Linked DNA regions of Mus musculus: region 2 is linked to region 1. A link is a contact called in ENCODE Hi-C or POLR2A ChIA-PET data. All regions are on one chromosome and are shown on one strand. The core of a region is the stretch at or near the end of the contact, and the rest is flanking DNA. Distances in the headings are between cores, read along the strand shown. Region 1 holds the start of Tcp11l2 (t-complex 11 (mouse) like 2). Region 2 holds the start of Ckap4 (cytoskeleton-associated protein 4).

What was found. Hi-C counts contacts between places; a loop is a spot of excess contacts on that map. ChIA-PET counts read pairs that join two places held with the same protein, here RNA polymerase II (POLR2A).
Region 2: a map of heart shows a loop between it and region 1 (6-fold over the local background). The contact joins the promoter of Ckap4 here to the promoter of Tcp11l2 in region 1. A Hi-C loop is called at or near these places in 14 of 37 maps with a recorded cell type or tissue (Patski, adrenal gland, gastrocnemius and 2 more). POLR2A ChIA-PET finds 5 or more read pairs at or near these places in 1 of 5 experiments (Patski).

What each region holds. Positions count from the first base shown.
Region 1 is chr10:84,571,257-84,578,640 of GRCm38, forward strand. Tcp11l2 (t-complex 11 (mouse) like 2) reads left to right here and starts at 5,691. Exons shown (of 10, transcript NM_146008.2): 1 at 5,691-5,756. It overlaps Gm34515 (a long non-coding RNA gene), which reads left to right and starts at 1,255. Exons shown (of 3, transcript XR_380644.2): 1 at 1,255-1,319; 2 at 3,353-3,391; 3 at 3,591-3,812.
Region 2 is chr10:84,529,058-84,536,570 of GRCm38, forward strand. It overlaps Ckap4 (cytoskeleton-associated protein 4), which reads right to left and starts at 4,831. Exons shown (of 2, transcript NM_175451.1): 1 at 4,390-4,831. The coding sequence starts at 4,809.

The DNA of each region.
Region 1 (7,384 bases), core at 4,441-6,940:
GTGTGCGTCTGCGGAGGAGCCATGCAGTAAGTTCTTCTGGTTTCTATTTTTGATGTGCGGTTCAGTGAGTCACCGCTGAGAATGTTTTTTTTTCAGTCATGAGCCCTCACTGTCCTCGTGTGATGACTCCCTTAGGGGGTGAGGAGCTCTGGGAAGAACCACTGTGAAAGGGGGCTGAAGGGTCAGGGCTCTTCAAAACTGGTAGAACTGCTGAAGTCGTGTAATTATTGAGCCACCTCTGGACAACCTGCAATTGTGTTTCAAATGCTTTATACCCTTCTATGGGTATACCAAGTCTATCATCAAAGAAAAAGGGCAAAGGCTGGTTGAAATGAAAGAAAACGCCATGCAGGAAGATAGACCTTCAAGTCAGCATCCTAAAAGAGTAAGGGTCGATGACCCCGCCCCCACCTGCCCCCTCCCACCCCCACTATGTATAAAGAATTTTTAACATGCCATACAGAGGGACGATTTGTTATTGACTTTCTCTACTTCATTTGTACACATAAGCACATAATACATATGTGGGTACAGTATGTGTATATGCGTACATATGATAGAACATAGACAGTCTCTTACTGTAGGATGGTTAAGAGCAGTCTACTCTCCTTGCTTTTTTAGAAGGCATGGCCACCCAGGTACCTGGGCCAGGTACTCTACCAAGTCCATCTTTTGTACCGTATGTCTCTAGTCAGGCAGTTTGGGAACTTGCAGTGGTAAGACTGGTGTTGTTGTACTGTGGGATGCACTGTGCTTTGAATGAACATGTGCCCACTGAAAACAACATGAACTATCTAGGCGGGTAGATCAATCTGGAGCGCTCCCCGACGGCCATGACCAAGGCACCGCCTCATTGATCAGGTTTCTTCCTGTCCTTTTGGCTGTGTTTCAAAAGTACTTGGGCAGGGTGTACCCAGGAGGAAACCCTCTCTGGCAGCAATGACAGCACCTTGCAATTGCCACTCTGTAACTTGTGTTTGGGAGTTGAATGCTATCTTGAAAGTCACATTTCTCCATGTTTCCCTTCCGTCTTCCAGGTTTTACATCTTATTTTCGAAGCTCTTGGGCGCTGTTGGATATTTGATTTAAAAAGCAAGCGAGGGCCTACGTGTTGACTCACAAAAGCATTTCGAAAACAACTCTCTGGTGGGCCAGAGGCGTGCAGGAGAGAAATATCCTCGTGAGGAAACAGAACCAAGCATCTCTCCCCACTCCTATTGGTTTTCCTTGGCCCCGCCCACTGAAGAGTTTGCTGGCCAAAGCACTCTTGGCTTTGCTTCTCATTCTTTTGAATCCCATAGGAGAGCAGCATTGTCCAGGTAAGCAGAAAGACGGTAGAGGAGATGGAGAAAGCTCTAAGGCTGTTGGTGTTTTTAGTATTTGTCTGGGTTAGGGTCGGGCTGTGTCTAAATGTGAGGGGAGATACATTTGATATGAAAAATGACTTTATGCACATTCGGTTCAGCGGAATCCAGAGAAAAATGGCTTTGATGAAAGCTGATTGAGCTACTCAGTTCATAGTTACGACATAGTTATAGCTAATCTTCAAAGACAAAAGGAAAATACCAATATTTTGAGAAATATACCAATAAGGTGAGGGTAATTATTTTTTAATATACTTTTTAAGAGCAGTTTTAGGTTCATAACAAATGTGAACAGAAGGCGTGTGGTTGTGGTTTGAGCACTCAGTGCCTTATTCTCTATTGTCTGTATTAGTCAGGTTGTCCCCTCCCCCTGCCTGCAATGGCTTGTCCCCTCAGTTACTGATTTGTTCCTAATCCCTTCTCTAGTGCCTTAAGATGGATAAGAAAAAAACAAATCTGATTCCATTTCTCTTTTCTTCATCTTTCAATGGAATCATATCTTATATGTCTATAAAAGGGAGTATATAAGGCCAAGAATATATTTTTGTATAGCCAAAATTTCTTAGAAATTGCTTAAATGAGCTATTATAATACCTGAGATGCACATAGTTGCTGTGGTTTTATTTTCCCTCCAATATTGAAATGGATACAGATTTTTTTTTTCAACCGACCACTGGGTAAAAGAATAAGACTTGCATAAGGGAGCAGGTTCAAGGTCTTCCTGAACCACAGAACATGTTCAAGATCAGTCTGGAAACCCTAGCAAGGTCTTGTACCAAAATAAAATAAATAAGTAAATAAGAGTCTGGGAATACAGATGAGTGGCAGAGCGCATGCGTAGCATTTGGGTGAGACCCTAAGCTCAAACCACGGTACTAGAAAGCAAAACAAAACCTAGACTCAGATTCTTTGTGGGGAGACCAGGGCCAGCTACATAATTCATGGGGTTCAGCTCAAAATGAGAATGCAGGAACCCCTCATTCAGAAAGTATTAGGAAATGTCAAAACAGCAGCAATGGGACATTAAACCAAGCAGTTTGTGGTGGTGGTAATGATGATAATCGTGGTATTTAGTCTTCAAAAATTGAGCCTTTGAAAATTCATAGTAGCAGTCTCGAGGAATGGAGAAAAATGAGAAGCTTTGAAGTCAGATCAACCCAGGAAGAAGAGCTTCCTATCCCCAGCAGAGAAAGACAGAGGGCTGAATCACTGGCAATGTTTCCTCATTCTTTGGGGCTTATACCGCTCCCCAGTCCCACCCCCACAAGCTGCGAGTGTGACACAGCTGTACTGGGGTTCCCTTTAATAAACCCAAGATGCAACTCCATCAGCAAATTGGTTGAGAGAGAGTTGTAGGTCTACCTATTACAATGCTGGTTTGGGGATTTTCTGATTTTTTTTTTTCCTCCGAGGATTCATTCTAATTTAGAACTCAGATTTCAGAGGTTTGGACTTAGGGTGTGTTTATGGCTTCCAGCTCCTAGCAGCATTAAAACCAAACCAAACCAAACCAAAAAAAAAAAAAACCCCAAACACACAAAGTGGCCACCACCACCACCAAAAAGGGTGTGGGGACTACAACTTTTCAGAGGTATAAAAAGGGAAGTATGTGCATTCATGCAAAAATTTTGACCTTGTCTTTTTGCTGGCCTTTTGTTTGTTTTGCCAATAATATCAGATAAAATGTGTAATTTCTAAAACAAGTTGTACTTTGAGGGGAAACAAAGCTATTACCACCAGTCTTCCCAATGGTTCAAAGCAGGTAATTTACAAATATTAAGTACAAAACTGGATGCCATGCCACCTGCTTGTAAACACAGCACTCCAGAGGCCTGAGGAAGAAAGATCAGAAGTTTGTGGCCAGCCCAGGATACGTGGTGAGGCCCTGTCTCAAATAAACAAATACAAGCCCAAGATTAGATGCAATAATAAGATTTCTTCAAATAAAACTTTAATTATTTTACTTACTAAAGTGGTTTCCTTTTCAGATATTTGCCTCCAAGAAAGTCATAAACACTACCTAAGAGGTGAGGACTTTATGTTTTGATCTGTGTGGCAAGGATGTGATACAAAGCTTTTTTTGAGAGGGGGGTGAGAGAACTGCCTTCTATTTAACAGCACAACTCAGGCAGAGAGCAGAAATTCTACAGTGGGCTTTTGAATAAGAAGTTATTTAAATGAAAGCAATAGAAGAAGACTTGTTTCCTGTATCTTCTGTCTTCCTAGCTTGGCTCTCTACCCTATTCCATTCCACTTGGAGAATCTCACTCAACAAGCTGCAAATGGACTCATCTGCTCTGAGGGAAATGGCTCCTTTGTGTTTTCGAGAGTTACATAGTTAAACTTTTCAAAAGAAGTGTCAAAATGGGTTAGTCACCCAGGGTGACTGGACAACTGTGCTGATTTATGCTCACCTGCTCCTAGTTAATGACACAGCACAACACTTAGCAGGTTAGTAGGAAGCTTTGCAAAGCACACACTGTTTTCATGTGTCATTGTTACATGGCCACCAGGAATTTAGAAATATTTTTGGTTAATCTTTTTGCTGTGGAGGTTTGTAGAGCAGTTGGGTGGCGGCGGTTGTTTGGCAAGCCTTGAGACTGGGGGCTTCTGACATCTGTTTATTCCAGCAAGTGATATTATAAATAACAGTGGGTTTATGGGAAAGAGCCTGGGTGACAGCAGCACTTTCTCTTTAATCTCTTGATCTGTAGCAGGTTGTATATTTTACTGCCTTTTTAAGATTTCTTTTACCATTGAGGTGAATGTCCCTCTTTGTGGGAGAGTGTACATGCGCTATGGCTGTGTGTGCTTGTGTGTGGAGGAGTCCAGAAGACAGCACTGCATCCTTTAGAACTAGAGTGTTCTACAGTGTTTGAGAGCCGTCCAGTGTGGATGATGAGATCTGAAATTGCCTGTGGTCCTCATGATAGAGCAGCAAGGATTCTTAGCAGCCGTGGCTCCACTTTAGGTTGTGTAATTTCTAGAGTGACAGATACAAATGGATACAAATCTCTAGGTAGGTTTTCTTGTTCAGAATAACTTGCCAACTAGGTTCAGTAGCTAACAGTGAGCTTCTAAGAGTGCTTTAGTTCCATTCTTATCCCACTGAACAAGAAGATCTCTTGGGTAGGCAAATGTTAGGGACTTGGTTATAACCTCAGACCAGTCCATGCTGTACAATTGTATTTCTATCTTGCTTTAAACTATTGTCTGCTTTTGGTTTTCTTCTTTCTAGAATGATAGTAGACAATTTGCCTCCACAATCCGATATGATTTTAGTCCTAAACAGGAATATTTCAGCTTATATAAAGTTCATTTATTTTTTTTGTATGACGCTACCCACAAGTAATACCAACTTGTACCTGGCAAAATAGTGGTTCTGTTTCTTTATGCCCAGAAGCAAGCTCACGAGAAGTTATGCTTAGTAAGCCTGACCACACAAGAGCCCCTCCCAGCACTTATTTACATTAAGCCTGGTTGAAAACTCTCCCCAAGATAAGCGCCGCCAAAGAACCCTTAGAAGAAGTAAGACACTTTATCTTTGTGCACAGGCGAAGCCTTCGGAGAGCTTAGGTAGGTGTGGCTCCCAGAAACCAATCGTCCAATTCAAGGGGCAAATCAGGACCCGTGTTTACAAGAACATGTTGACACGTGTGGATGACGCGGTTGGACGCTGATGTGCGTGGGACAGCCTGTTTGGAATGTTGTTGACTCGCTTGGCCCGGTGTGTGTGGCCATTGTGAAGGTGGGCATGTAGTGTTTTTATATTACTGCCGCGAGCGGACACCAGAAGTCTGTCCGTTCGGTTGGAGTTAGTCCATTTCATCCTACCTGGTAAACTGAAAGAAACAGGATTGGGGGCGTCACCCGCTGCACTTAGGCCCCGCCCTTACACAGCCAGGCCCCGCCTCCGAACGCTTTAGGCCCTACAGCAGCCCAGGCGCTCCCGGCCGTAGGCTGCCCCAATTCCGTGTTCACTCCTCTCCCCGCCCCTGGCGGTCCGGACCGTACCACCACTGAATATAGGGAGCACACATTTCTCGTGTGCAAATGGCTTTCTGTCTGAGCCTTCTTCAGCCTTCACGATAGAAACGTGAGAAAGCTATGGTTTTTGTAGACAGACTCTTCAAGAATTTAGGGATCTTCGCCAGAACCCTGCCCTGGATTCTGGCGCCGCGGTGCTATAGTCCCCCTCCAGTTCCTTCCCGAATGGTCGCGCCCAGGGAGTACCTCTGGGCCCTTTAAATACCGCGTGGGGCTGCGGGGGGGCTCCAGAGTTGACAGACTGCTGAGTCTCCCCTTGTCTGCGACGCTGGTTGAGGGGGGATACGCAGAGCCCCGCGACCCCCGCCACCTAGCTTTCCTCGAGTCTCTACGCGGGATCCGGGGGTGCGTACCCATCCCAGGGGAGGGGCCGTGGGATCTGAGGGGACCGCGTCTCCTTATGGCAGCGGGAGGGCTCCTTGTGCCCTCCGAGTTCGGGACATTTGACCTCGGAGTCAAGGCTTGAAGTGGGGCACGGTGGCAGTGGTGGCCCAGGCTCTGCCGGGGCCGCTTGGTCGTGATGACATCCCTTTGGGTGCGTGCCAGCGACTGTGCTCAACGGCGCGAGACGCTCTGGGCTCCCCGTGCGGTCAGGTCCCCAATCCCTCGTCCCTGGAGGAGTGGGACTGAGCCGCGGTGGGGCCCGGCTGGGCCTCGGCCCTATGTTTGGGTCTTGTTGCTGGGTTTCTCGAGAGCTGGGTTCTGTCCCGGCAGTCCCCTCCCCCAAACGTTTGTTTTGACAGGAAACGTGGTGCTGCTAGAGGGAGGGGCGAGCAGAGAACGTGGGCGAGCGGGCAGGACTCCTGGGACTTCCGTTGGACTTGACTGTCCAGGAGGCCAGCTCAGGTCACATCTGGGTCAGACCCTTGCCTTCTCAGACCCTTGCTTTGCCTTGCTTTGGGTGGCGCCACAAAACATAGCAACGAGATTCGGTGGCACGTGGATGACACAGTTATGTGTTTACGTTAGTACAAGAGGAAAAACTTCCATTAAATGAGCGATTTCGCAATGTTTACTTCTAAAATGCGTTTATTAGACTGGGACTGTAGTTCTGTGGTAGAGCACTTTACAGGACTGTAGGTTCTGTCCTCCCCCAACCACAAGAAGCCCAAATCATGTGTTTAAACACAAGAATCCAGTCAACAAAGAAGGGTTTGTTAAACTACCGTTACAAGCAGAGTAGAAACACTTGAGTGGTTCCAGTGAGAATGGAACCTCCCTCTTTCATCGTTGTCTTGGTACCTTAACGGTAAAGAAACCAGGCAACTTGTCTTTGTCCTTAGTGGGCTGCTCAGCACAAGGTGGTGTTCAGCTCTCAGCTCTTAGTTAACCTACCTCCCAACTGATAATTTCAACCAGTTCTTACACTGGTTCCTGGGCTAGGAGTCCCCATCCCACCTCCACCTCCACCCCGCCCCGTCTACTCTGCCTTTTTCCTACCCCCATGGATTTCATACATTGCTCCACTTGAAGTGACCCAGGGCTGAAGGGCGCCTTACCCCCCGGGTGTGCAGCACAGGTGTTAAACTAGGCATCAGGGATGGGGGGGGGGCGGGGGCAACGCTTTCCAGGATAAAAAGTGCTTAGAAATCCTTCCCAATGCTGTAATGACACGTGGAGCACGGGCATCTGCCTTTTAGACAGTGGCTGGCTTGTTGGCTTTTGTCTAGCTCTCCGAGGCGGGCAAAGACTCGATGAGGACCAGTACTGTTCTCTCCGTGCTGTGTTTTTTGCCTTACTCTAGCCTGGTGCTAAAGCACGGTTTGATCGAGGATGGAAATTGTCTGGCATCTGCAAATTTTTTCCGTCAGAGCTCAGTCTTGCCTTTAACCCCCTATCCTATAAGTGCCTTATGCCTGACTTTGGTAAAGTCTTGGAAGGAGAGTACCCACTAAACGCTTCTTGCCACCTCTTTAATCCCCCCCCCCCCAATCCTAGCCTTAACTTGGTGGATTTCATTCCCCAGGGCCCTT
Region 2 (7,513 bases), core at 3,581-6,080, 43 kb before region 1:
GCAGGCTGACAGGGTGGCCAACGCCTTTTCCCACTGAGATTGCTGGCTACAGGATGAGGGAGGCCTAGAGCTGCTCAGACCAGCACGTGACCAGAAACCCATTCATCAATCAAGACAGCACACGGAAACAGGCAAGATGACATTCTGAAGATGTAACTCAATCCCTGAATACAGCTGTTTCTGAGGGAGTTTACTCTTGAACTGTTGGGCCAATCAGAACAGTCTATACTCTCTTCCTTCCCTCCCTCCCTCCTTCTGCTATTTTGGGCTGGCTTTCTAGCACTTGCAGCTGAGCATCACAAATTTTCTTAGGAAATAGCCTGAGACACATGGAGACACTAGGCACAACGCTAAGAGATTAAGTCGAGGTCGGTATCTATCACTTCCAGGTGTGCGGTCTCTGGCCAGCCACTGTCCGACTTCAGTGTCCTCATTTAAAAATGCGAGCAGTGGGCCAGGTGATTTCTTGGGACACTCTGGCCTTTGAGAACACACTGTGATTTTGTTGCTACCCATTCATTCGGCATAAACGCCACTCTCAACTAGCCCAGCAACTCCAATCACGCTGGGCTGGCACACTGACGCAGAAGCCCTGCTGGTCAGGAACCTAGGTCTTAGGTGTGACACCTGTAATGTCTGGTGACAAAATAGTAATAGTAATAATAATAATAATAATAATAATAATAATAATAATAATAATGAAAGAAGAGTAAGCATCCCGGCAGTGTAGCCTTGATTCTGTAAGTCCCTAGGTTCAACTAACTATTTCTGGACTATGTAAGAGACACCCGCTAAGACACCATGAGGTTGTTACCAGCTAAAGCCAGTGTGGAGCGCTCTGTGCGATAAATGATGTTTTTAACAGTCAACAATTAAACGTATTTCAAAGAGGGAGGAAGACTGCCATTCTAGGTTAAACTAAGTTTGAAAGTTTTCCAGGGGTGGAGAGATGCCTACGTGGTTAAGAGAACTGACTGCTCTTCCAGAAGTCCCAGGTTCGATTCCCAGCAATCACATGGCTGTGACTCTAGTTCCTTAGGACCTGATGTCCTCCTTTGACTTCCTCAGGTACCAAGCATGCATGCAGGCATAACACCCAAACACATAAAATAAAAAGAAATCTCTGTGTGTGTGTGGGGGGGGTGTTCCTCTCCATTTAAACAAGAGATGAAATAGGTTGCTTGCCTGGCATTCACAAGACCTAGGTTAGAGGGCCAAGCACTTAATAAATCGGGTCTGGTGGCACACTCCTGTAACCTCAGCACTCAGGAGGGAGAAGTAGAAAGATCAGACGTTCAAATCATCCTAGGCTACATCTGAGGCTGGTCTGGGCTACATGGAATGCTATCTTACAAAACAAAACAAAACACCAACAAATTAAACAATAAGGCTCTGAAGCCAAGCTGGGTAGGCAAATCTTAGCTCAATGCTTCACTGCTGTTTGCTCCTGGACGCGTTACATACTGTCTGTATGTAACTTGTTTCCTTTGCCACAAGGTGTGACAAAAATAGTACCTGACTCACCGATAGTCACCGTGAGAACTGAATGAGTCTAAACAAGTAAAGTGCCTAACTGTGCCTAACCCTCGCTGGCCGCTCCACGCAGTAGCTACTGTCTTCACCAGGCTAAGCTCTGTCCTGAGTTCCTCAGAGGCTCACGGACTCCTAGCAACATCTTCCACTCAATGCCAAAGGAGAAACAGAACAGGGATGCACACAGGATACCCTGGCTGCAGCGCATGCCCACCGACTGCTCCAGGAACTCAAAATCACGTTCACTTCCCAAGTCCCAGGTTGGATCCGACGACTCCCCTCCCCAGCCAAATACAACCTGAGTCATAAAAGAATACGCCGAGAAGGCACTAGAGAGAGGTGACCTCTAAAACTGGGTTAGTAAATCACAATGCCTTCCTGTTCTAAGCACAGCACTGAAAATAGAAGCATGGGGGTGAGCCCAGAGCCTGCAACATGGCAGGCTACCTTCAGTGTTTTCTCAATGGACCAAAGAATGGAGGAATTCAGAGCACTGCCTGATAAAGCCTGGGCAGGCCGAGCTCCTATTTAATCCCAGGTTGGCACTTCACAAATGGCTAGGAAGTTAATCAGATCAGAAACTATTACCAGTCCCCCAAGGAACCCAGTGTCTCCCCTTCTGAGGTCATGGGGTGTGTGTGTGTGTGCTTCTTTATGCACAAAGTGCTCATAACAGTTAAAATGTACTGGATGGATGTCTGTCCTTTTGACATGTGGGGGATGTCTGCTGTGTGGTGCGTGAATGCCAGCGACGGAATAATGGCTGCAACTCCATCCCTGCCTTTGTGGAGCCTTCTGGGGTAACAGTGGACAGGCCGGTGCTACTACTAATGGCTGACAGTCAACGGGGCTGTCGCAGGCATACAGAGGCCAGACACTGACTGCTCTCCCTGTTCACTTGTTTGTGTGTTTGTTTGTTTCTTTGACACAAGGTCTCTTACTGGAGCTGGAGTACCCCGATTTGGCTGGACAGGCCGGCTGGCAAACTCCAGAGATACCTCCTGTCTGTGCCTCCCCAACAATGGGATTCCAAGTGTGGACTTTTACACAGGCCCGAGAAATCTGAACCCATGTTCTTATGCTTTCACAGTAAGCACTTTACCAGCTGGGCTATCCCCAATCCCAGTTCTTACAAACCTTGATGGCGCCTTCCTCTTGCCTGGAGAATGAGAAACAGGCTCAAAGAGGAAAGCGATTTGCATACAGCTGTGAATGGGAAGGGGTAAAACCAACAAAGAGACCAAAAGGCAACATAGGAACTAACACCCATGTTCTTCAACCTGGATCTAACCACTTTGGGCTCAAGCTTCCAACTTCCCCTGTATTCTGTCACTGGAAGGCTAGCTACCTTCTGTCCTTCAGGTATAGTCGAGATTGTCCCCTTACCTGTATGGGGTCATGCCATCTCCTGATACTTCTAATGACCAGCCCTGTCCCACATACAAACCCACAAGCCCTTTCTTCTCAAAGTGTGCATAAGTTCCCCACCCCTGAAACCTACTTAGGATGCCACTTCACAAGCTTGATCTGCGCCTTTTCCTCCTCCATATCCTCCACAGGGCTCACGCACAGCCATACAACTATCAGGCTTCAATAAATATTATGACTGATTAGGAAGAGAGGAAACGGGCTAGCGATCAGACTCCCGCGGGGTGTCTGTGTTCTTAGGATGGTCTGACATTCAGCAGGCAGAGCAGAATCGCCCACTTCATTTCCCCAGCTAAGTCACCTCCCTTGGCCTACACCACTTCACAGGCTGACTCACTCCAGTTGCTCTTCCAGTCTTGAGAGGAAATTCCTAGTGGTGCACACTCAACAAAAAAGTAGGGACTTGGCAGGGCAAGCGGCATGCTGGGAAAGGAGGCCGTGGTTCCGGGCTCAGAAATGGCGGGATTTTTTGTTTCCGTCCAGCAAGTGCGTTTCATTGAGCAAGGATGTGGGTGGAGAGGATGGAGAAGGCACTAGAGGGAAGGGGGCTACACTTGGGCTGGAAGGGTAGAAACTGAGCAGTTTGCCATGAGAGTTGTCTGGTCATTCCTGAAACAGCTCGCTGGGGAATCCTTCCTCACGAATGGCCCACACTTTCTTCCACAATCTGCGACTCAAGCCAGCTGTGGTCTGTGTCAACTCACTTTGTGTCTCTTAAACCTCAATATTCGGGTCTGGAAAATGGAGTCAAATTTGTCAGCCCTCTCTTCCTCCCTCTAGTTAACTCTTTGAGTGAGGAAATAAAATACATGAATACGCTGTCTACACACCACATAAGTGTGATCTAATACTTCTGGCCTGTGTTTCCCCTAAAGCTGGAGTAGGCGACTTCAAAGGCCCACATGGGCTCCTTGGTCCAGCTAAGGACAAGGGACCTAAAGATAGACGTTTCATCTGAACTTAGCAAATGACTAAGCTCACTAGCTTCCCCCACCCCCACCCCCAAAACTCTAGGTCTATTAAAAACTGGCTCGGGTGACTCCTACTGGCATAGCCAAGGTGAAGTCTTGACTAGAGGCTTCCGGGGATGCGATGATTTCCCTTCCAGGCTCCTGTTCGGGCAACTCTGTCCATTCAACGGTTCCTAATGCAAAAAGAATGGGCTACGTAGAGCCTGCCGGCTTCCTTACAGGTCACCGCTAATGTCCTGTGACAGGCCCTTGGCCCATCCTCCCCCAATGGTCTGGCCATCCTCAGAGTCCGCTCCATCCCTCTCTGAGACCATTAACAAAGCGGGTCTGGGACCGCCCTGGCGACTAGGGCGCTGGGGTCCCAGCTCTTGCCACAGGGCCTGGGCAGGAAAGGACCAGGGCCCCTTCAGGGAGGGCAGGAGTAGAGTCCCGACCCCGCAAAAGCTGGAGTACCCACCTTCTGCTCGACGCCCTGCAAGCCCTGGCCCAGCTCATCCCTCTGACGGGAGAAGTCCTGGTGGCCACGCCGGACCTGCTGGACCTCCTCCAGGACGTGATGGACATACCAGCCCGAGAAGGCGGCCGCCGCCACCAGGGAGAGGTAGAAGAGAAAGTTGAGCACCCGGCCAAGCCTGCGCGAGCAGGACGCGGAGGACGCGTTGGCGGTGGCGGCTGAGGACCGGCCGCGGTGGCCGCCCCGGTGCGCCTGGTTCTGCGGGTGCTGCGGCGGGTGCGGCGCGGGAGGCTGCGGCTGCTGCGGCGCCGCCGGCGGCTTCTTCGCCACGTCATCCGCGCCGCCCGACGGGTGGGCGCCCTTGTCCGAGGGGCTCGCGGCGCCGTGGCCGCCCTTGGAGCCCCTTTGTTTGGCCGAGGGCATGGCGGCGGCGGCGGCTCGGCGGGATGGGCGAGCGGGGCGCGCGGCCCGGGACGCTGGCTCCGGCTCCCACGGGGACTGCGCGGGCGGCACGCGGGCGCAGCGGCGTCGGAGCGGCCGGGAACGTGGGGCGACGAGGAAGGAGGCCGGCCGCGGAAGGAGGAGGGGGCCTGGCTCCGCCGCCGCCGCGGCGCCGACCCCGCCTCCCGGGAAGGGAGGCCGAGCCCAGCCCGAGCGCCTGCCACGCAAGCGGGCCGCCGCCCCTCCTCCCTTCGCTGCGACCCCGCGGAGGGCGGGCGGAGCCCGGCGGGGCGAGGCTGGGCGCGGCTGCCCGGATGGCTGAGACTCCCAGTGCCCCGGCTACCCTCGAGAGGAGTCAGCGGGGTGGGGGTGCCTCCTGAGCACTGTGCTGAGCACGATCCCCACCCGGGCCGAGGGGGAGTGCTAGGGGGAGCGGAAAGCACGGTTCTGGAAGGTGGGGACAGGACGGGGGGGGGGGGGGTCAGACGCCCTACTTGCCCACCACTAAGCCGGGAACACCCCTCCTCTAAGGCCGCCCTGCAGCCGGGCCAGGCCTGTCTCTTCCCGAGAATTTTTGGGCTCGAAGGACTCTGCACCCAAGCACCTTGGGTATGGACTAGAACTTGTCCTAGGGAGCTGAGTTACTGAGTTATTGAGTTACTGAGTTACAGACCCTCTTTGCCTGGGCAGTAGACTGTATGCAACACCCCCAGGCCCCTTGGTTCTCTTTTCTTTTGGGGTATCATACAGTCTCTCCACAGCTCCAGTTCCTGACAGGCTCTGGGTTGAGTGTAGAGAAGCCATCAGCACCCTCACTTAGAGGGACACAGGTTGAGGTTGTCACTTCCACATTTGTAAAAAGAAATATAGCAGTGCCAGACCTGTGCTTATCAGCTGGTATGGGCTCTAAAATCCTCGCAAAAGCTTTGAACGGTTGAGATTACATTTGCCCATTTTATAGGAAACACACAAGGCTGAGCCTCGACCCCAACAGAATGCCTCAAGGTCCCACACAGCCGTGTTTTGAACCTTGGGCTGATGCTTCTGAAGCCCATGGGTGAGTCTTCACTCATGACTGGGAGGGAAACCAGAGCCCACCATCAGTGCAGATCATTGGTAATACCAATCTGGACCTTTTCCCCTGCACCTGGCTCCCGCAGTCCTAGTGTGTACTTCTGCGCGGCAGAAGTAGGGATGCTATTTCTTCTGTCTGTAACTTCCTCCCAATCTGCTTAGAAGGGGGAAAAAATTAGAAACAAAACTGGAATCTTCCCATGTTCAAATACCACCACTTCCATACTTTGGTGGTCACATGCCCGACAATACCCCTCTTGAGAAAAGTATTTTCGAGGAGACACTGAATGTGCAACTTTACAAGGGCAAAACTTTGCTGAAGGCCCACTGTGTGCCAGAGAGATGTCTGTCCACTGCTAGAGGCACCTTCCTCAAGGACAATCTTGTTGCTCCTCATTCTTTTCGTAAATCACCTTTAAAATCTGAATAGGCACATATGTGCCTGTGATCACGGGCTCTGGGTCCTGGCAGGGGGTGGGGGTGGGGGTGGGGGAAAGCATGTTTTAATGTTTTAAAAACCAACGCCTAAGAACCGAGACAATAAATGAAAAGAGAACTTGGAAAGCAAACCGTGAGCTGTACACAGAGTAGAGAATGAGGAATAATTTGGAGAATGAATTTGCATAGTAGGAGAACAGGAAGGCTATTTCTGAGCAGGAAGTGGGGTAAGCCCAGGACACCTGTCTTGACTAGAAGGGTGTGTGCTGTGTATAGAGAATGGCTGCCCATTGCAAAAGGCCACAAAATAAGGTAGCAAAAGAAGCAGGAGAGTCACTGCTATTGTGGGGAAAACACAGAGGAGATTAAATTTGGGCCAGAGTGTGCCCTAGCGAAAGCATCTGCTCTAGACAGAAGAGAACGCCCCCTCCTTGGGCTGAATAGCAGATACTGTAGCAGAAACCTCTTAGCTCAACAAAGCACAGGGTTCCTCAGCCTGAAGTACAGGGAGACAGGAGATGAGAGTCCTAAGATGACCAGGACTACCTTGCTTAAAAACCATCTCAGTTCAAGGTGTGATTAAGATTACTGATGTGCGAATGGAGACCTTCTCCTCCATCGTCTGTGTTAAGGAGACAGCAGCAGGCTGGAACCCAGCCAAGCTCTGGCCTGGAGGCAGGAGCCCTGTTTGCTCTTTGAGCCGTGGCTTTGCCATCAAATTCCATGACCTTGAGTAGTGGACATAACTCCCCCTCTGGACTTCAGGGCCACCTTCTCTGTAAAGCACATCTCTAAAGCTCCTTTTTATTATGGCATGAATCTGTTCCTTAAAGAAAACAGTCGTTTATTTGTTAGTGAAAATAATCAGTGTTGTTTAGTTTTTTTTTTTTCTAGGAGTTACATGTGAGAGCTGGGGTGGGAATGGGAGGCATCTTGGCTTTTCTCCTGTCAAGCACTGGAGAAGAGTGGGTGACAGGTCAGAGCGATGCCTGGGTTGATAAAGTGCTTGCCTTACAAGCACATGGACCTGCATTTGATCTCCAGAACCCATGTTAAAGGCCGTTCCAAGACCGGGACGATCACTTGGTGGATAAGAGCATTCATTGCACAAGCATGAGGACTTAAGTTCAAATTCCCAGGACCAACATAAGAGGGCAGGCATGGCTGCAGAAGA